Linked DNA regions of Homo sapiens: region 2 is linked to region 1. The links are chromatin loops, found by intact Hi-C in ENCODE. Cell type or tissue: K562. All regions are shown on one strand. Each heading gives the region's core, and the rest is flanking DNA. Links, peaks and the distances in the headings are about the cores only. Region 1 has its middle 38 kb from the start of ZNF25. Region 2 holds the start of LOC124902413 (a long non-coding RNA gene).

Region 1 (10,473 bases), core at 4,754-7,253:
AGGCCTTATCATACAAGGCCCCATGCCCTTACACTAGGAGACATGTCAGGAAACGCCTCCCGTATAGTTAGCGCAGGGTATAACTTATCTGCTTCTCCCTTTCAGACTACCTGTAATCAGTCTCTACTTACTTCCTTAAATGCCTCAGTCTCCTACCAAGCACCCAACAATACCTGGCTGGCCTGCACTTCAGGCCTCACTCACTGCATCAGTGGGACTGAACCTGGACCTCTCCTGTGTGTGTTGGTTCATGTACTGCCCCAGGTCTACGTGTACAGCGGCGGGGGTTGGGCGGGGGCTGTAAGTGAAGGAACTAAAATAGAGTGTGTCCGGCTATCTCAGCTAAGAGAAACAATCAGGTTAAAACAAAGTAGGGTATCACATTCCCCACTCGTGTTTAGGGGAATCAAATCATTGATTCCTCGGTTATAACAAGGGGGTTATATTGGGTTCTAAGATGCATAAGTTTGACAGAAGCTATGCACTGCTTTATAAAGTTAAGAAACCAATTTAATATACAAGGCCCAAAGACTAAGCCAAACAAGAGGAGGAGAAGGGGTCCCGCCAATCCAGTAATTAGAGTAGTTAGCCATGGATTCCAGTTAAACATGTTTTGGTACCAGGGGTGTTATTTTCCTGTTTCTGTTGGCATCTATCTAGATTTGTTTGAACTCTTTGGAGTGTATCTTTTATGACCCCAGACTGATTGGCATAGAAACAACTTTCTCCTAGAGCTGTGCATAACCCTCTTTGGGAGAGAAATAGCAGATCTAAGCCTCGGCAGTTTTGAAGTACTACTTCAGCTACAGACTCTGCCTGAGTATACAGTATATTTACGGCTGAGTAGAGATTGCTTAAATCAGCATCTACTTATTAAGACAGGGATATTAGTCCAGTTTCTCCCTGAACCAGGGCAGCTGTGCCAATGGCTGCTGATTCAGCTATGCTAAGGCCGGCCAGAAGGGGTATGAGGAGTGGGGTGGCTCAGTGAAACCTGGAATGTAATTCAGGTGGAGCGATGAGAAGTCGCCCTTCTGGCCTGCTGTACACGTAGACCTGGGGCAGTACATGAACCAACACACACAGGAGAGGTCCAGGTTCAGTCCCATTGATGCAGTGAGTGAGGCCTGAAGTGCAGGCCAGCCAGGTATTGTTGGGTGCCTGGTAGGAGACTGAGGCATTTAAGGAAGTAAGTAGAGACTGATTACAGGTAGTCTGAAAGGGAGAAGCAGATAAGTTATACCCTGCGCTAACTATACAGGAAGCGTTTCCTGACATGTCTCCTAGTTTAAGGGCATGGGGCCTTGTATGATAAGAAGAGAGTTAATTTTGAACATGGCTTCTATTCCTAACCCAACATAATATGGGGGTTTGGCCTTTAGGCACAACCAGCAATCTTGGGCTAGTTTAAGCTGGGTGAGATTAAGGAGGTGATGTACCCCATCCAGAATGGACATCAGGCTGGGTTGGAGATGTTGTCATTGTAACTGAGATCTGGGAACAAGGAGTGGTGGCGGGATGGTTAAATCAACCCTGTCTGGGTGTCTTTACAATATAGGGTCACCTAAATCAGTTAAAGGTCCGATTGACTTAGGAGGGCTCCATGGGACCAGGACATTTTTCTGGATGGTGAACATAGTACCAACATCAAATCCCGAGATATAAAGCCTTAATCCCCATGACATGCCTTAATACCATTGAGCTGAATTAGGGCTATGGACAGTTATAGTAAGAGGATTGCAATTTTTTACAGTACACTGTCTAGGACGGGAAGTGCGAGTTCTGGAAAGTGTTGAGGACCAGGTCAATCCTCCAGGGTATGTGGCCAGGGTTACACATGACCAGTGAGGGCAGAAAAACTGATAAGAATCTAGACAACTAGAGTCAGGGTGATTTCCAGGACAGAGGTAAAAGTCAACGCTCTGGAGTCCTTTTTCTGCACCTTTAGAGCTTCCACATCTAGTCCGGCTTCCTGTGTGTCTGGACCCTGCAGCGAGGTTGACATTTCCTGCTCCCATAACCGGCAGGTTGGGTTGTTTTTCATGGGTTTGGGCAGGCTCTGGGAACAAAGCACATAAATCGACTGCAAAAGAGACTTCCTTGGAGGTTCCTGCCTTCCAGGTGGTGTTTGCAAACACACATACTGTCGTGAAAGAAGTGAGGAGAAAAGAGTAGAGAGGGGCAGAGGGCGTAATAGGCGGAAACAAACAAAAGAGGTAAATAAAAATGATTAATCCGATGGCTTCACTTGACTTATGCGCAGTTTTAAGGGGCATGGCCCAGGCTTGGGGATCCATGTTTCTTGCTGGGCTTTGTTCGCCTTTTTGATGTGACAGTGATGAATCCAAGAAGGAATGCCATCCACTTTCAGAGCCATCGGCGTGGTGAGGATGACAGTATGAGGTCCTTTTCAGGCAGGAGTGAATCCTTCCTTCTGGAACTTTTTAACCTATACTAAGTCACCTGGCTGGAAAAAGTGGCAGGGCCCAGTCTGGTCAGGAACTGGATTGGAGTGTGCTCCCTGGACAAGTGGCTGGATGGTGTCTCATACCTGTTGGAGAGACTGCAGGTACTGAACAAATTAGCTTGTGAGATTTCTGCTAAATTGGTATCCCTTAGCTTAGGCAAGATAGGCGGAGCCCTTCCATACATGATTTCAAAAGGTGAAAACCCAGCCCAGTAAGTGGTGTATCTTACTCTAAGAAGGGCTAAAGGAAGGAGCTTTACCCAATTCTCACTGGTCTCTAGGATTAACTTAGTAAGAGTACTTTTTATTGTGTGGTTCATGCGTTCTACCTGTCCAGAGCTCTGGGGTCAATAGGTGCAATGGAGTTTCCATTTAATGTTTAATGCCTTGCTGACTGACTGAGCCATGGACGAGGTGAAGGCTGGTCCATTATCAGACCCTATGGCAACAGGCAGCCCATGTTGAGAGATGATTTTAATGAGTAAAAGCCTAACTACCATGGTGGCAGTTTCGTTTCCAGTGGTAAATGCCTTAGTCCATCCCGAAAAGGTGTCTATTAGCACTAGGAGGTATTTATACCCTGCCCAGTGTGGTTTTATTTCTGTAAAGTCAACTTCCCACCTTTCTCGGGGAGAGCCTCCCTGGAGGCGGTGGACTGAGCTGGGCTTAGGACCTTGTTTGGTGTTTACCTGAGCACAAGCCATACACCAGAGAGCTGCTTGGTTAGTTAAGTCCTGAAGGTGGGGGATGTTGAAATGGCTCCTTAGAAGCTGGGCCAGTTTTATTCCTCCCAAATGGGTGGCAGAATGCAGATGATTGATTAAAGTTTCCCCAGGGGCTTGGGGCATAAAGATTCTGGAATCAGGAAGAATCCACCAACCTTCCTGATATTTACTGGCCCAAAGATCTGAAGCTTGTTTTTCTTCCTCTGGGGAGTATTGTGGGTGGTCTGGTAGGTCAGGTTGCGGAAAGGACACAGTGGGCAGCAGGGTCAAAGGCGTGACTGGGAGCCAAGCTGCCTCTCGAGCTGCAGAGCCTGCTTTTTGGTTACCACAGGCAATAGCCATGCCTTCTGTTTGATGACATTTGCAGTGAATTACAGCCACCTGCGGAGGAAGCCAAACAGCTTCAAGCAGGGCCAAAATTTCTTCTTTGTTTTTAATAGTCTTTCCTGGTGAGTAGCCCTCACTCTTGATAGATGGCTTTGTGTACATGTACAGTAGGAAAAACATACCTGCTGTCAGTGTAGATGTTAATACGTTTGTCCTTACCCCATCAGAGAGCCTGAGTGAAGGTGACCAATTCAGCCTTCTGTGCTGAGGTACCTGCCGGCAGTGCCTGGGCCCACAGTACATCTGTCTCCATAGTAACGGCTGCACCAGCCTTTCCTACTCCCTGTTCAAGGAAGCTGCTGCTGTCAGTAAACAGAGTGGAGTCCACCTCCTTTAGAGGCACATCTTGGAGATCAGGTCGGCCAGTTTATGTAGTCTCTAACAGTTCTTGGCAGTCATGGACAGGTGTGGTAAGGTCTGGATCAGGGAGAAAGGTAGCTGGATTTAAACACCTTGTGGGAGAGAAAGTTAACCAAGGCTGATCTAACAGTAAACTCTGATACTGCAGGATGTGAGCATTCGACATCCATTTGCCAGAGGCCCTTTGTAGCAAAGTCTCTATGGCATGAGGAGCCATAAGGGTTAAATTCTGGCCCAGAGTCAGTTTATCAGCCTCCTGGACCAGGCTTGCTTTTGCCGCTATGGCTCACAGACAACTTGGTCACCCGGAGGCCACAGGGTCCAGTATCTTAGACAAATAGGCCACCGGGCATCACCATGGTCCTAAAGTTTGAGTGAGTACCCCTTTAGTGACTCCCTGGCTTTCATGAACAAAAAGATGAAATGGTTCTGAGATATTTGGGAGGGCAAGAGCAGGGACCTCAGTTAATGCCTTCTTTAGATTTTGAAAAGCCTGTTCTTTGTCAGTCCAAACTAGTGGGCCATTCCCTCTGGTAGTGGTGTACAGGGGCTTGGTGATTTCTGCGAACCCCAATATCCATAAACGACAGTATCCCACAGCCCCTAAGAATTCATGTACCCATCTCCTAGTGGTGGGAGTGGGGATTTGCAGGATGGCTTCCTTTCGAGCAGTGGCAAGTGCCCTTTCTCCCTTGTTTATCTTGTATCCTAGGTAGAAAAGTCTGGGAAGACAAAGCTGGGCCTTCTTGGCTGAGACCCAATACCCGAGTTCCTGAAGGAGGTAAAGTAGGTCCCTAGTATGTTGCAGGCAGCTGTCAGTGGTTTCAGTAGCCAAAAACAGGTCGTCTATGTACTGGAGAAGCGTGCAGTTAGGGTGACTGGCTCAGAACGGTATAAGATCTTGTTGGAGGGCTTCCCCAAAAAGGGTGGGGGAATTTTTTAAACCCTGGGGTAACCAAGTCCAGGTTAATTGAGTGGTGTCTCCTGAGCCAGGGTCCATCCATTCAGAAGCAAATATAGGTTGGCTTTTAGGGGCCAGAGGAATAGCAAAGAAAGCATCCTTTAAGTCAAGAACAGTGTATGCTGTATGTTCTGGTGGAAGCAGGCCGAGTAAAATATAAGGGTTAGGAACAGTTGGATGGACAGTGACTGTCCACTTGTTAACTTCCTGCAAGTCCTGTACAGGCCGGTAATCATTTGTTCCAGGTTTCTGGACCAGCAAAAATGGAGTATTCCAGGCAGACTGAATATGGGGATTGATTCCCTCTCTAGCCCACTGACTCATAGGATATTGTTTTACCTGGACTGGCAGGGCAGTGGCCAGGAGTTCTACAACTACTGGCAGATGGTGCTTTGCCAGTCCTGGGGGGGTTTGACTTGGCCCAGACTTGAGGAAAGAGAGTCTGTAAATCCAGTAGGAGAGGATTAGTTTTATTCTCCAGCGGTTGTGAGGGTGAAACTAAGAGATATTCCTCTGACAAAGGGGTGGTTAGCAGGAGCTGGGTGGTAGAGGGTGTTGGGTCCCCTAATGTGAGGTGAGCTTATTGGGCTGAGAAGGAGATGGATGCCTGCAGCTTATGAAGCTTATGAAGTCCCTTGCACAGCCACCTTTTTTATTAGAGACACTGCCCAAGGGTGTTTGCAGTACCAAGTCTTCCGCCCCAGTGTCGATTAGGAAGCATACAGGCTGGGCCCCCACTGTGGCAGTCACCAAGGGCTCCTGGGGGTGAAGGAAGTGGCAGCCCCGGCCCTGTCAATCTTCAGATTCATCCACAGCAGGGAGGGTGAGGACCTTTTTCTTCTCTTGTTTTTCCTCTGGTTTTAATGAGCATTCTTTTTTCCTGTGTCCAATTTGTTTGCAATAAGCACATTGGTTTCTTTGTAGGGGAGCCTGCTCACCTTTTTGGCCTTTCTGGTGGGGACCTGGGGTCCCCTGGCTGGTGCTCTGTGATGGGGGCCCTGCCTTCTTGCTTCCTTGGATGGCAGCCACTAAGATCTTTGCCTGTCTTTTTGATGCTTTGTCAGCAGCCTTTTCAGCTGCCTGAGCTACCTGTTTTTGCCTTTCAAACTCTCAATTGTCAAAAACTTTCTGGGCTATTTGAAAAGTTGGCTGCTGTTCATTCCAGCAAATCCTTCCAGCTTTTGTAATTTTCTTATAATATCAGGGGCTACCTGAGTCACAAATGCCAAATTAATAGCATGGCTATTCTCGGGAGCCTCCGGGTCAAAAGGGGTGTAAATCTGATAGGCCTCCAGGAGGCGTTCTAGAAACACTCCTGGTGACTCATTAGGCCCCTGGACAGCTTCAGTTGTCTTGGACAGATTCATGGGTTTTTGAGTGGCTCCCTTGATACCCACAAGGACATACCAGTGAAAATTATCCAAAGCTCTCTTCCCACCCGAGGATTTTGTATCCCAATCAGGCCAGGTAGAGGGAAAAGTCTCCTCAAGGAGGTCCCGGGCTTCCTCCTCTGGTCTACCAGCTGATGTGAGGAAATACTTTCTGACCTTTCTTCGGATATGGTCCCTCTCTTCAGAGGTGAAAAGGGTTAAAAGAAGTTGCTGACAGTCATCCCAGGTGGGCCGGTGATTCCGGAGCACGGACTCCATCAGTGAGGTCAAGACCTGGGGCTTTTCAGAAAAGGGGGGATTATGAGCCTTCCAGTTGTACAGGTCAGAAGCAGAGAAGGGGACATAAACTAAAAATGGAGCAGAGCGCTCATTGCCCAGAGGGATTTGGGCCTCTGTCAGTGGGAGAAGGAGGGCCACCTCCTCCAGCCGATGCCGTAATTGGGTGGCTATAGGTGGAGAGGCCACAGGGGATGTAGTCGAGGAGACAAGGAAATATTCTGGGGCGGGGCGGGGGGTGGGCAGGAGGGTTATAGGGAGGCAGAAATGGGTGAAGAGAACTTTCCTCTTCTTCAGAAGGAGACTGTACAGGAGGAGCCGAAGGCGCTGAGGGTTGGGGCAAAAGTGTGGTCCAGCTCAAAAGGACCTTGGAGGTGGGATCATGAATGGCACGTGAGCGGAGCCATGGAGGAGGGCTCTGGACCAAATCTAGCCATTGATCAATGTAAGGAAACTGATCAGGGTGTCCGGGAGTTCCAGCCATGACCCGCCACACAGCCTGAACAGTTGTGAGGTTTAATGACCCTTCTGGGTGCCACCCAGTTCCAAACTGTGGCCATTCTACTTCACAGAGTGTCTGGAGTTTGCCTTTCTTAAGGTGGACTCCGTAATCCTCTGAGAAGCCCAGAGAGAAATTCTGCAACATACATTGGAGAGGGCTGTAATCTCTACGGGGCCAGGAAGAAGAGTTTCCCATTCTGGAGGCAATTAACAAGGTTTAAGCAGAAATATTAAACCCAGCACAGACAGAGATATTCATGGCCTGGGGGGCTGTAGTATTGGAAGAACAGAAGTATTATAACCAGAAGAAGTAGGAAAACAACTATAGCCAACATTTCTTGCCACATAAGATCTGTCTCTTTAAGCTTTGAGATCTAGAGAGAGGACAAGAGGTGGGTCTGAGGCCAGTGGGACCTATGTGACCCCCCCCTTCCTTTTTGACTTATAGCCAAATATCTTTGGTGTCTCCCCGACTCAAAGGCAAAAAGTTCAAACTCAGCCCTTTCTTTTAAGGGTTTTAGGATGGAGAGCAGAGCCAAGTCTTGGAGGTGCTGGACTTGCTGTGACACAGGAAAACGAGCTGTGTGGGTTAAGGGATGGGGGTAAGGAGGAAAGGGGCCACTCAGATCTTTCCTAAGGTAGGAGAGTAGCCACAGGGGGATAGAATAAGGGTCCAGACAGAGTAAAGCAGCACAGGCATAGGTTTCTCTACATAGTGTGTTATTTAAGGGCACTGGAAAAGTTATGGGATGACAGAAAAGGTGAGCAAGGAAGTCCGCAGGGTGGCTATTTTGGATCCATCACTGGTCTAAGGAGGAGGTAGACCAGTCATTGGGGCATGGTGTATGGCAATCTAAATGGCAGCAATCTTTATGATGCCAAAATCCCAAATGGGCGAATGTCTTCCACACCCCTCCCCATAACAACATCTGATTAGTTTCTGACAGAAAAGGCAGGACTGGGATGGCCAGCCCAAATGACTGATGAGAGACTTGACCTCCTGGGATAGAAAATCTGTACTGAGGACCTTGAAGAAGTCCTTGCCCAGTCATCATGGGCAGTATTGGCGACCGGACATATAAAATTCAGACAGACACAAAACAGGACAATAGACACTAGGGTATAAAAACAAGTATGACAATTTTTATACACAGACAAGGGGAGGGAGTCTCATGATGGGATAATCAGATGCCCACCTGGCCACTCTCCTTGCAGGGACTTAGGCTCCTCTTGGCATTGGCAGACTGGTATAAACCCCTGGCTCAGATCGAGCTATGCCCCATGCTGCCCTAAGGCTTATAGGTCACCACAGAACTGCAGGTGAGGGCCCTCTCGAACTCCATAGCTTTTGCTGTGGAGCTACAAACTGGAAATTCAAGCACAAGCCCTTGAACTCCAAATTCACTCACTCACTCACACAGAGTTTATTACAATATTTTTTATTCCCATTCTAAAACAGATCTCCTAGAGACCTGAACAAGAGAAGGAGATAGAGAAAAAGAGAGAGAGACAAAAAGAGAGAGAGAGCAAGAGACTAGACTTAACAGAGAAGCCTGACGGAAACCAGGACCCTGCCTTCCAGCATCCTGGAGTGTGGACAGAGTCTGAGGGAGGACCCTCGTCAGGGCCATTTCCCTCCCAGAGAAACAGAGTCAGATCTGACTTACCTTTCTGGGACCAGAGACTGAGCACTCAGGAGTTGGATTTGGTTGGGCAGTCAATCCCGGCAGTCAATCCACTCCCCTCCGGAATACAGTGGCCCACGGGGCCCTGGAACGTCTTCAGGGGGTGCCTCCCCTATAAGCCCTCCATCTGTCCAGGGGAGCCCGGAACAAGTCTGGTCTTCACCCGGTGGCGCATCTCGCTGGGGCCTCCAAATGTTGTAACCGAGTGAGTTGTAGAGAAACGCCACACTCTGAGACTAATTCAGGAGTCCTTTATTGCTGGTGACCGAGAGACGGCTAGCACTCAAAATTCTCTCGGCCCTGAGGAAGGGGCTAGATTTATTTTTATACCTTGGTCTAAATAGGGGAGGGGGAGTTTAGCTGAAACAATTTTTACAGAAGCAGAGTAGGCAAAAAGTTAAAAAATTAATGGTTACAGAGATAGTTGCAGAAACATAAACAGTTCCAGATGCAGGGGCTTAAACTATCATAAAGAGATGATGTAGGGGCTTTGGGTACCATCCAACAAGCACGTCCCCAGGAGCTGCTTATACAGCTTGCCTCTATATCTTATCAGCAAGTGCATTCCTGGATGTGCTTGGAGTCAGCTTGCATTCGTCATACCTTTAAGGAAGGGGGGCTGTAAGTGAAGGAACTAAAATGGAGTCTGTCTGGCTCTCTCAGCTAAGAGAAACCATCAGGTTAAAACAATGTAGGGTAACACAAGATGACCATTTCCTATATTTACATCCTTAATCATGAATAAATATGTTACAAGAATAAAACCATGGCTAAAAATTACCACAATGTGTGGTCCATTATTTATTTCTTACTTTGGAACAAATAATAAAACAAGTTAAATTGTAAAGGCCCTTCAGATGAAAATAAATTCATTGACTAAAGTAATCCTTAAAAAATGAAATTGAGGACTGTACTGAGGTGAGGGTCAGATGACTCTAGTCATGGACATTTTATAATGGTTTTACTACATAAGGGTAGAGGACTCCTGACTGATGTGCTACCCACAGGGCCCAGGGGACACCAAAGTGATAAAGAGTGCACAAGTGCGTTGACTGTCTTCTATTGGCCACAATTCATAGTGACATGAGATGCGTTGTGAAACGGACTCCCAAATGCCAGTGGAGATGACAAAATTCTATTAGGAAGCACTAACAGTCAAAAGCAAAGTGGGTAGAAATACTATAAAGGACAGCAGGGCCAGAGTGGTAACTATGGGGACAGGCAGTAGCCAGTGAGGACATTGCTTATGTGACTGAAAAAGATCAACAATGCTTCACTTGGGTGAAGAGCAATATATACTTATCGTCTTGTCCCATGACTATGTTAACTCTCCTTTTCTCCATCACAAATTATCCCTCAAGGACCTTATCATGCAATTTTTCAGAGCATCAGGATCCAAGTACTAATGACATTACATCAATCTGACCTGAGATACAACAAGTGGCAAGTACTCTAGATGCTGCAGACAGAAACAGGAGCAGCAGAGGGTGGGGAATAGATGCTAAATATAGTCTGGGGCTTAGCACATCAGTGAAGCTTTCAGAGATACAGGGTTCTAGGACCTGCTAAGACATCCATCCAAGGCAAAGGACAAGTCACTGCACCTGCACTGTCTACTACTAAGAAAGAGGCAGGGCGATTGACAGGCCGCTTTGGACTTTGGAAACAGTGTGTGCCACTCTTGGCAATACTGTCTCAGCCCATTTACTGCCTGCTATGA
Region 2 (10,473 bases), core at 5,374-7,873, 63 kb after region 1:
GGCTGAGGCAGGAGAATCGCTTGAACGCGGGAGGCGGAGGTTGTGGTGAGCCAAGATTGTGCCATTGCATCCCAGCCTGGGCAATAAGAGCAAAACTCCAGCTCAAAAAAAAAAAAAAAAAAAATCAAGTGGATTTCTATATACCAGCAACTAATTGTTTCAAAGTACCACCTATAGTGCCATCAAAAACAAGAAATACCAGCCAGGCACAGGGGCTCACGCCTGTAATCCCAGCACTTTGGGAGGCCGAGGTGGGCGGATCATGAGGTCAGGAGATCGAAACCATCTTGGCTAACACGGTGAAACTCTGTCTCTACTAAAAATGCCAAAAATTAGCCGGGCGTGGTAGCAGGCACCTGTAGTCCCAGCTACTCGGGAGGCTGAGGTGGGAGAATGGCATGAACCCGGGAGGCAGAGTTTGCATTGAGCCGAGATCGCGCCACTGCACTCCAGCCTGGGTGACAGAGTGAGACTACATCTCGAAAAAAAAAAAAAAAAACCTCAGAATAAATCTAACAAATCATTTTTAAGACAATTACACAGAAAATTATAAAGCATTCTCAAGAAAAACAAAAGAATATCTTTAAAAAAACAGAATATCTTTAAAAATAAAGGAACTAATTATAGTCATGGATTGGACAACTCAATATTACAAAGTTCTCAATTCTCCCTAAATTGGCCTATAAATTCTAGGTAATCCCAATCAAAAGCTTAGCAAATATTTTTGTGGAAACTGACAAGTTGATTCTCAAGCTTATATATAGAAATTCAAAGAACCAGCTCGGTGCGGTGGCTCACGCCTGCAATCCCAGCACTTTGGGAGGCCAACCCAGGCAGATCACAAGGTCAGGAGTTCGAGACCAGCCTGGCCAACACGGTGAAACCCCATCTCTACCAAAAATACAAAAATTAGCTGGGCATGGTGGCGCGCACCTGTAGTCCCAGCTACTCGGGAGGCTGAGGCAGAATCGCTTGAACCCCAGAGGCAGAGGCTGCAGTGAGCTGAGATCATGCCACTGCACTCCAACCTGGTGACAGATCTCAAAAAGAAAAAAAAAAAATTCAAAGAACCAAGAATGTTCCCATCATCATCAAATGAAGGCAAAAGGCCCGGAGTGATGGCTTACGCTTGTTAATCCCAGCAAATCTGGGAGGCCGGGGCAGGAGAATCACTTGAACCTGGGAGGTGGAGGTTGCAGTGAGCTAAGGCTGTGCCACTGCACTCCAGCCTGGGCGAGAGAGCTAGACTGCACTTGAAAATAAATAAATAAATAAATAAAAATGGAGGCAACATTTTTAAAACTAAAAATAAATTTTTTTAAACCACCAAGAATGGCCAAGGCAGTCTTAGAGAAGAACAAAAAAATGTGTGAACTCACACTAATTGTGGTTGTCAGAATTCTAAGATGAGCCTCAATGACTTACATCGTTATGTAATCTCCTCCTGTTAGTGTGAGAATTTGTAGCTCCAGTAAAGATTATATTACATTATATGGCAAATGGATTTTGCAGTTATAATTAAGATACCTTAATCAGTTTATTTTGAGTTGATCAAAAGAAAGATTGTCTTGGTGGGCCTTACCCAATCAGGTGAGTCCTTAAAAAGAAGGTAAAGTGGCCGGGCATGGTGGCTCATGCCTGTAATCCCAGCACTTTGGGAGGCCAACGCGGGCAGATCACGAGGTCAGGGGTTCAAGACCAGCCTGGCCAACATGGCGAAACCCCATCTCTACTAAAAATACAAAAATTAGCTGGGTATGGTGGCGCGCGCCTGTAATCCCAACTACTCAGGAGGCTGAGGCATGGGAATCGCTTGAACCTGGGAGGCGGAGGTTGCAGTGAGCAGAGATCGCGCCACTGCACTCCAGCCTGGGTGACAGAGTGAGACTCTGTCTCAAAAAAGGAAGGTAAAGTATCAGAGAAAAGTTCCTACTGGCCTCTAAGAAGAAGCAAACTATTATGGGTTCTCATTTATGGGAAATGAATTCTGCCACATGTGTATGGGGGACTCTGAGCCTCCATTAAGATTAGGTGTCTCAGGCAATATCTCGGTTGTGGCCTTATGCCTGAGCACAGGACCTAACTAACCCATTCCCAGACTCCTGATCCATGGAACCTGAGGTAATAAATTTGTGTTGTTTTGTGGCAAACTGTGGTAACTTATAACGAAGCATTAGAAAACTAACACACTAGTGGATATAAGAATTTATTATAGAGTAATTTAAGACAGTGTGGTATTGGTGAAAGAATACATTGAAACACCAATAGAAGAAAAGTATGGTCTAGAAACAGACCTTCAAACATGGATACCTGATTTATTTTTAAAAGTTTCACAGCTGAGCAGTGAGGAAAAGGACAGTCTCAATAAACTATGCTGATTAAATGGGTTTAAATATGGGGAAAACTTGACTTCAATCTCACACAATATGTGAGAATCAATTCCAGATGAATTGTAGGTTAAAATGTGATGAGTAAAAACAACAGAACTTCAAAAACATAACATGAAACTATATTCACAAGCAAAGTTTTTTTTAAAGCAAGATACAAAAGCACTAACCATAAAGGAGAAGACTGAAATAAACTGGACCACATTAAGAATGTCAATTAATCAAAAGACACCATTAATGCAAAAAAAATGCAAATCAGAGAGAAAAAAATATTGACAACATATCGAACTTTTAAAGGGACTATACCCAGAATATATAAAATACTTCTAAAATCAATACAAGCAAGATGACCTAATAGAAAAATGGGGGAAAAGATCTGAACAGTCATTTCACAAAAGACAACACTAACATGGCCAATAAACATGCTAAAAGTGCTCACCCTAAATAGTCAACCATTGGGAAAGATTATTGGGAAGAGGATGTTCACATAGTCTCCATATTCCAGCCAAAGATTATTAGTTTAAAAAAAGGAAAAGAAAGGCTGCTTTTCAAATGGAGATATTTGGTACCATTACAAATAGTGGTACAAAGAGATCATATAAAAATTACATAATAAACTGGCATAAGATAAATGTATAGGCTGGGCGTGGTGGCTCACGGTTGTAATCCTAGCATTTTGGGAGGCCGAGGCAGGCGGATCACGAGGTAAGGAATTCGAGGCCAGCCTGGCCAACACAGTGAAACCCTGTCTCTACTAAAAATACAAAAATTAGCCAGGTGTGGTGGCAGGTGCCTGTAATTCCAATTCCTTGGGAGGCTGAGGCACAAGAATCACTTGAACCTGGGGGGTGGAGTTTGCAGTGAGCCGAGATCGTGCCACTGCACTCCAGCCTGGGCGACAGAGCTAGATTCATTCTCAAGAAAAAAAAAAAAGAAAAATGTATAATCTGAATCTAATTGTGAAGAAAAACAAATCAGTCAAATACAGATGTGCAGGCATTCTACAACAGTGCTTCTAAGCGTGGTTGCATATCTCCTGGGTATGGGAATATTTAAAGAGCTTCAAATGATTCTAAAGAGCAGTTAAATTCAAGAATAACTGTTCAACAAGACTCCTGACCAGGACTTATTTTAAATGCCCATTATTATGAAGGAATAAAAAAAACCATCTTTGATTGGCTCTTGGGCCCAGCAAAGCTACAGAGGACATTTTTGGGGAAAATGGAAATTTTGTTTTGTTTTTTGAGACGGTAGCTCATTCTGTCACTCACACTAGAGTGCAGTGGTACGATCATAGCTCACTGCAGCCTTGACCTCCCAGGTTCAAGTGATCCTTCTGCCTCAGCTTCTTGAGTAGCTGGGACTAAAGGTGCACACCGCCATGTCCAGCTAATTTTTAAAAATTTTTTGTAACATGGGGTCCCATTATGTTACTCAGGGTGGTCTTGTACTCCTGGGCTCAAGCAATCCTCCCACCTTTGCCCCACAAAGTGTTGGGATTATAGGCATGAGTCACTGTGTCTGGCCTGGAAAAATTACACATAGATAAAGACAGAGAGAGAACGTGTGGAAGAATACTTAAAACTGTTGAATCTAGGTAAACTGGTGTTTATTGTCCTCTAAAAAGGACAAACTGGGAATAAGTATCTGTAACTTAAGTGACAAAGAAAAGGCAAAGCGTTCCTAAAAATACAGAAGGGAAGGCTGGGCGCAGTGGCTCACACCTGTAATACCAGCGCTTTGGGAGGCCAAGACAGGCGGATCACCTGAGGTCAAGAGTTCGAGACCAGCCTGGTCAACATGGCAAAACCCTGTCTCTACTAAACATACAAAAATTGGCCGGGCATGGTGGCTCATGCCTGTAATCCCAGCACTTTGGGAGGCTAAGGCGGGCAGATCATGAGGTCAGGAGTTCAAGACCATCCTGGCCAACATAGTGAAACCCATCTCTACTAAAAACACACAAAAAATTAGCCAGACATGGTGACAGGTGCCTGTAGTCCCAGCTACTCACCAGGCTGAGGCAGGAGAATCAATTGAACCTGGGAGGCAGAGGTTGCAGTGAGCTGAAATCGTGCCACTGCACTCCAGCCTGGGTGACACAGCGAGACTCTGTCTTAAAAATAAATAAATAAATAAATATACAAAAATTAGCTGGGTGTAGTGGCAGACGCCTGTAATCCCAGCTACTTGGGAGGCTGAGGCAGGAAAATCACTTGAACCCAGGAGGCAGAGGTTGCAGTGAGCCAAGATCGTGCCACCGCACTCCAGCCTGGGCGACACAACAAGACTCCATCTCAAAAAACAAAACAAAACAAAACAAAAAACAAATGATTACCCTTTAAAGTTAAAAAAAAATGTAACTTAAAATTGCATTGAACCATTCACTCCTATCAGACTGGCAGAAACCCAAAAGAATAACACATACACTTAGTTTGGTTTGCTACAGGCATAAAAGCATACTCATATCCTGCTCGTGAGAATACAAAATAAGCAGCCATTATGAAGTGAAATATGGCAGTATTCAGTTACATTATATATGTATGAATTTACCACTGGACCTAGAAATCCCACTTCTAAGAATCTACCACAAAGACACATTAGCCAAAAATTGAAAAGATGGGGCCGGGCGCGGCTGCTCACACCTGTAATCCTAGCACTTTGGGAGGCCAAGGCGGGCGGATCACCTGAGGTCAGGAGTTCAAGACCAGCCTAACTAACATGGTGAAACCCCATCTCTACTAAAAATACAAAAAAAAGTTAGCCAGACGTGGTGGGCACCTGTAATGCCAGCTACTCAGGGGGCTGCGACAGGGAGAATCTCTCGAACCCAGGAGGTGGAGGTTATAGTGAGCCGAGATCATGCCATTGCACTCCAGCCTGGGCAACAGAGCAAGACTCCATCTCCACAAAAAAAAAAAAAAAAAAAAAATTGAAAAGATGTAGGCACAAAGCTAAAGCAGTATTTATATTGCAAAAGACTGGAAACAACCCAAATGTTGATTAGCAAACAACTGGTTGAAGGTATGTCGTACACTCACACTACAGAGTGCTAAGCGACTGAAACAAGACCTGAGGAAGACCTGCATATCCCACTGCAGAGTGAACTCCAGGTGCTATTATATGACCAAAGGAAGTCTGAGAAAATCAAGTATAATGTGGCAGCTTTTATACACAAAAGGAAAATATGTGTATCCCCATACAGATCTGCTTATATTAAAAATAACAATAAAAAGATAAGTCATAAAACAAAATAAATCATTCTTCATAAGGTGAGGAAAGGAACAAGGAACCAGATGGAGGGAAAGGGATGAATCCCAGACTGATCTCTGAATATACTTTGCTTTACAGATTTGTCTTTGGAAACATTTAAATATTTTTCATAATTATAAAAAATGATTTTCAAAATAAAAACTCTAAAAACAAACAGCAATGAAACAAATAAATCTAATTATATCTAAAGTTGATGCCGTACCACTCAGAGAATTATTTCTGCTAAATTTAAAACAAAGGAATCTAACTGTATGTCACAATGGGGCTGTGCCTTAAGGACAAAAGAACTGCAAAATAAATCTTAAACTGGTTTCAAAAATATTTTGTTAACAATAATATTGGTATTGTTATTTTGGTATATTATGCTTTACAGGATAAAGCAAATAATCATGTTAATGCCCTTTGGAATATAGATTTTCAAATTAAGAAAAAAGGCCAGGTACGGTGGCTCACAACTATAACCTCGGCACTTTGGGAGGCCAAGGCGAGTGGATCACTTGAGGTCATGAGTTGGAGACCAGCCTGGCCAACATGGTGAAACCCCCTCTCTTCTAAAAATACAAAAATTGGCTGTAATCCTAGCACTTTGGGAGGCCAAGGCGGGTGGATCACTTGAGATCAGGAGTTTGAAACCAGCCTGGCCAAAATGGTGAAACCCCATCTCTACTAAAAAAAAAAAAAAAAAAAAAATTGAAATTAGCCAGGCATGGTGGTTGGGCACCTGTAATCCCAGCTAATTGGGAGGCTGAGGCAGGACAATCGCCTGAACCCAGGAGGCAGAGGTTGCAGTGAGTCGAGATAGCACCATTGTACTCAAGCCTGGGCAACAAGAGTGAAACTCCGTCTTGGGGAAAAAAAAAAAATTAGCAGGGCGTGGTAGTAGGCGCCTGTAATCCCAGCTACTCAGGAGGCTGAGGCAGCAGAATTGCTTGAACCCAGGAGGCAGAGCTTGCTGTGAGCCAAGATGGTGCCACTGCACTCCAGGCTGGCTGACAGAGTGAGACTCCACCTCAAAAAATAATAATAATAATAATAAGCCGGGCACAGTGGCTCACGCCTGTAACCCCAGCACTTTCGGAGGCAGAGGCAGGCAGATCACCTGAGGTCGGGAGTTCGAGACCAGCCTGACCAACATGGAGAAACCCCATCTCTACTAAAAATACAAAATTAGCCGGGCATGGTGGCACATGCCTGCAATCCCAGCTACTCGGGAGGCTGAGGCAGGAGAATCGCTTGAACCAGGGAGGCGGAGGTTGCAGTGAGCAGAGATTGTGCTATTGCACTCCAGCCTGGGCAATAAGAGCGAAACTCTGTCTCATAAAAAAAGAAAAATAACACAAAGATTACTATAAAGGATTTCAAATTTATAAATTAGTAAGAAATATAGAACAAAATCAATAGAAAAGTACGTAAGGTATATGAACAAAAGAAAACTGAAAGGCTCAACCCTACAATCAGAGAAATTGAAATCAAAACAGTGAGATTTTCTTTATCCACCAGATTGGCCATAATTTTAAAATATGACTATATTAATTGCTAGGAAGAAGATAAAGAAAATGGTACTCTCGGCCAGGTGCAGTGGCTCATGCCTGTAATCCCAGCACTTTGGGAGGCTGAGGTGGGCGGATCACAAGGTCAGGAGATCGAGACCATCCTGGCAAACATGGTGAAACCCCGTCTTTACTAAAAATACAAAAAATTAGCCGGGCGTGGTGACGGGTGCCTGTAGTCCCAGCTACTAGGGAGGCTGAGGTAGGAGAATGGCATGAACCCAGGAGGAAGAGCTTGCAGTGAGCGGAGATTGTGCCACTGCACTCCAGCCTGGGCGACAGAGCGAGACTCCATCTCAAAAAAAGAAAAAAAAAAGAAAATGGTACTCTCATAAACGGCTGTGGTACGGTAACTTGGTAGACAAACTGGTAGCACCAAGTAACTCTGGAAATCCTTTCTCGCTCTGTTGCGCAGGCTGGAGTGCAGTGGCTCGATCATAACTCACTGCAGCCTTGAACTCCTGGGCTCAAGCAGTCCTCTTGCCTCAGACTCCTGATTAGCTGGGACTGGAAGCATGCACCACCATGCCCAGGTAAGTAAAATTTTTTTTTTGTAGAGACAGGGTCGCCCTATGTTACCCAGGCTGGTCAAAGACTCCTGGGCTCAAGCAATCCTCCCACTTTGGCCTCTCGAAGTGCTGGGATTACAGGCATAGGCCACTGTGCCCAGCCTGGAAATCCTTTCTCTTTATGCAGACAAAGTAAAGGATGTTTACTGAAGTATTACACACAATAAGGAAAAACGGAAATGACCTAAATGCCTTTCAATGAAAAAATGGATAAATGCAGTATGGTCTCAGAATATATGGAATAAAAAGGAATAAACTAATCAACTTGGATAGATCTTCTGTGCAATATTAATTTTTTTTTACAAGCTGTAGTAACATATATACCAAATGAGATGGGCTATATAATTCTAAAAAACATAATAAACAAAAATATATACTCTTCCATGATACAAACATACATCTCCACGTACTTATACAAAGAGAGTAAGAATCCAATGCATGTATGTAAATAGGATGGAACAGGGAGTCAAGGATCAAAACCCAGATGTGGTGGGCTGAACAATGGCCCCACAGATATCCACGTCCTAATCCCTGGAACCTGTGACTATGACTATAAATGGCAAAAAGGACTTTGCAGATGTGATTATGAAACTTGAAAAGGGGAGATTGTCCTGGATTATCCAGGTTGGCCATAAATGTAATCACATGTCTTTATAGAGTCAGAGGGACATCTGACTACAGATGAGAAGGCATTTTACAGACAAAGGCTGACTGAAGTCATCACGTGCTTTGAAAATGGAAGGGGCCATGATAACCTGAAATAAGCAAGAAAACAGATTCTCCCTTCACAGCCTCCAGAAGGTACCAGTCCCGCCACCACCTTGATTTTAGCCATATGACTAATTGCAGACTCCTGATTTCCAGAACGCTAAGATAATAAATGTGTGGTTTATGCTACTACATTTGTGATAATTTGTTACATTCAGAAACAGGAAACCAATACATGGGGGATATGTTATTTACCACGAGGTTGAAAAGATTCCTTGAATGAGATGTCATTAGAAGGAAGGTAAGAGAAGAGGGTGGTGTGGCGCCACAGGAACCAGCAGCACAGGCTGTGCAGAAAACAGGCAGTAGGGTCAGGTGCTGCAGAAAGGTCAACTAACTCAAAACCTGCAAAATACTGGTGACAGACCACAGTCTGGGAAAATGGCAGAGAGGGGAACGCCCAGGGTCCATCCCTCCACAGAAATACGGGAAAAAAAAGTCAGAGCAGCTTTATTAGAATTCTGGAATATAGACAAAGGTTTACAGCAAGTAAGCAAATCTTAATCAGGAGAATGGCAGCTGAAACCTGGTAGGAAAGATCTATGTTGTTTTAACTCACCTTCGCCCCATCCCCCTCACAAGCTGTATGAGTTTGCTAGCGCTGTCATAATAAAGTACCAGAGACCGGGCAGCTTGAATGACAGAAATGTATTTTCTCACAGTCTGGAGGCTAGAAGTCCAAAGTCGAGGTGTCAGGAGGGCTGCTTCCTTCTGAAAGCTCTGAAGGAAGGTTCTGTTCTAGGATTCTCTCCTTGGCTGGTAAACAGCCACCTTCCCCATGTCTTCACATGGTCTTCCTTCTGTACATCTCTCTGTGTCCAAATTTCCCTTTTAAAAGGACAACAATTGATATGGTTTGAATTTGGGTCCCCGCCTAAATATCATGTCAAACTGTAATCTCCAATGTTGAAAGAAGGGGCTGGTGGGAGATGACTGGATCATGAAGGCGGATTTCCTGCTTGCTGTTCTCATGATAGTGAGTTCTCACAAGATCTGGCTGTTTTTAAAAGCGTGTAGCACCTCCCCCTTCACTCTCTTCCTCCTGCTCTGGCCATGCAAGATGTGCCTCTTTCCTCTTTGCCTTCTTCCATGGTTGTAAGTTTCCTGCGGTCTCCCCAGTCATGCTACCCGTACAACCTGCAGAACTATGAGCCAATTAAACCTCTTTTCTTTATAAATTACCCAGTTTCAGGTGTTTCTTTATAGCAGTGCAAGAATGGACTAATTAATACACCAGTCATATTAGATGAGGGCCCACCCTCATGACTTCACTTTAACTTTATTATCTCTGTAAATAATCTATCTCCAAATAAGGCAATGTTCTGAGGTACTGTGGGTGGAGCCTACAATGAGTGAAATTTGCAGGAGGCACAATTCAACCCATAACACTGACTCAGTAACAGTCCTTAAGATGAAATCCCGTATTCCTGGTATGAGTTCCCAGTGCTTGAAGGAGCAGAATAGAGCTGGTTCTCAAACAATTGGGGTTGACTGTTTTGCTCTGTCTGGTGGTGGCCGAAAGAGTAACACACAGTGCTAAGAACTCTCAGACAGAGAAATGACAATGTGGCAGGCACCTATTGAAATCATTTAAAGGTAAATGAACCAGCTGTGGCCTTTGGGGCAAAGGATATTAGTTGGGGTGAACAACAGATACATAAAAATAAGCCTGGGAGGAAGAATGAGATGCTTTTGGGCTTTGGAAAAGCTTCTATATACTCCTGGGAATCCAGATGATGACACAGCAATCTAGGACAAGGCCCATGCTCAGAAAAGACCTGAGAAGGCCCTAATCTTTCACCTCTGTTAAGTGGTAAAACTATCTCTGCTTGTAGATGACATTTTCTTATGAACAGAAAATCCTTGAGAATCCACAGGGAAACCATTAGAGCTAATAAAGAAATTCAAGGCTGGGCGCGGTGGCTC

What was found. Hi-C counts contacts between places; a loop is a spot of excess contacts. Peaks named below come from ENCODE experiments on the same cell type or tissue, not always from the same donor. Only the 100,000 strongest peaks of a DNase experiment are listed, where the experiment ranks them.
Region 2: it touches region 1 in a loop (3-fold over the local background); 2 of 110 quality-filtered maps call a loop at or near these places.

The regions. Positions count from the first base shown.
Region 1 is chr10:37,933,803-37,944,275 of GRCh38, reverse strand. No RefSeq gene overlaps it. Among named protein-coding and RNA genes, the nearest start is that of ZNF25, 38 kb to the left of the region's middle. In K562, for the core only: a CTCF peak has its summit at 6,208 (motif pointing right); no DNase peak of the experiment used is centred there.
Region 2 is chr10:37,871,163-37,881,635 of GRCh38, reverse strand. LOC124902413 (a long non-coding RNA gene) reads left to right here and starts at 7,703. Exons shown (of 2, transcript XR_007062116.1): 1 at 7,703-7,743; 2 at 8,437-8,676. In K562, for the core only: no CTCF peak of the experiment used is centred there; no DNase peak of the experiment used is centred there.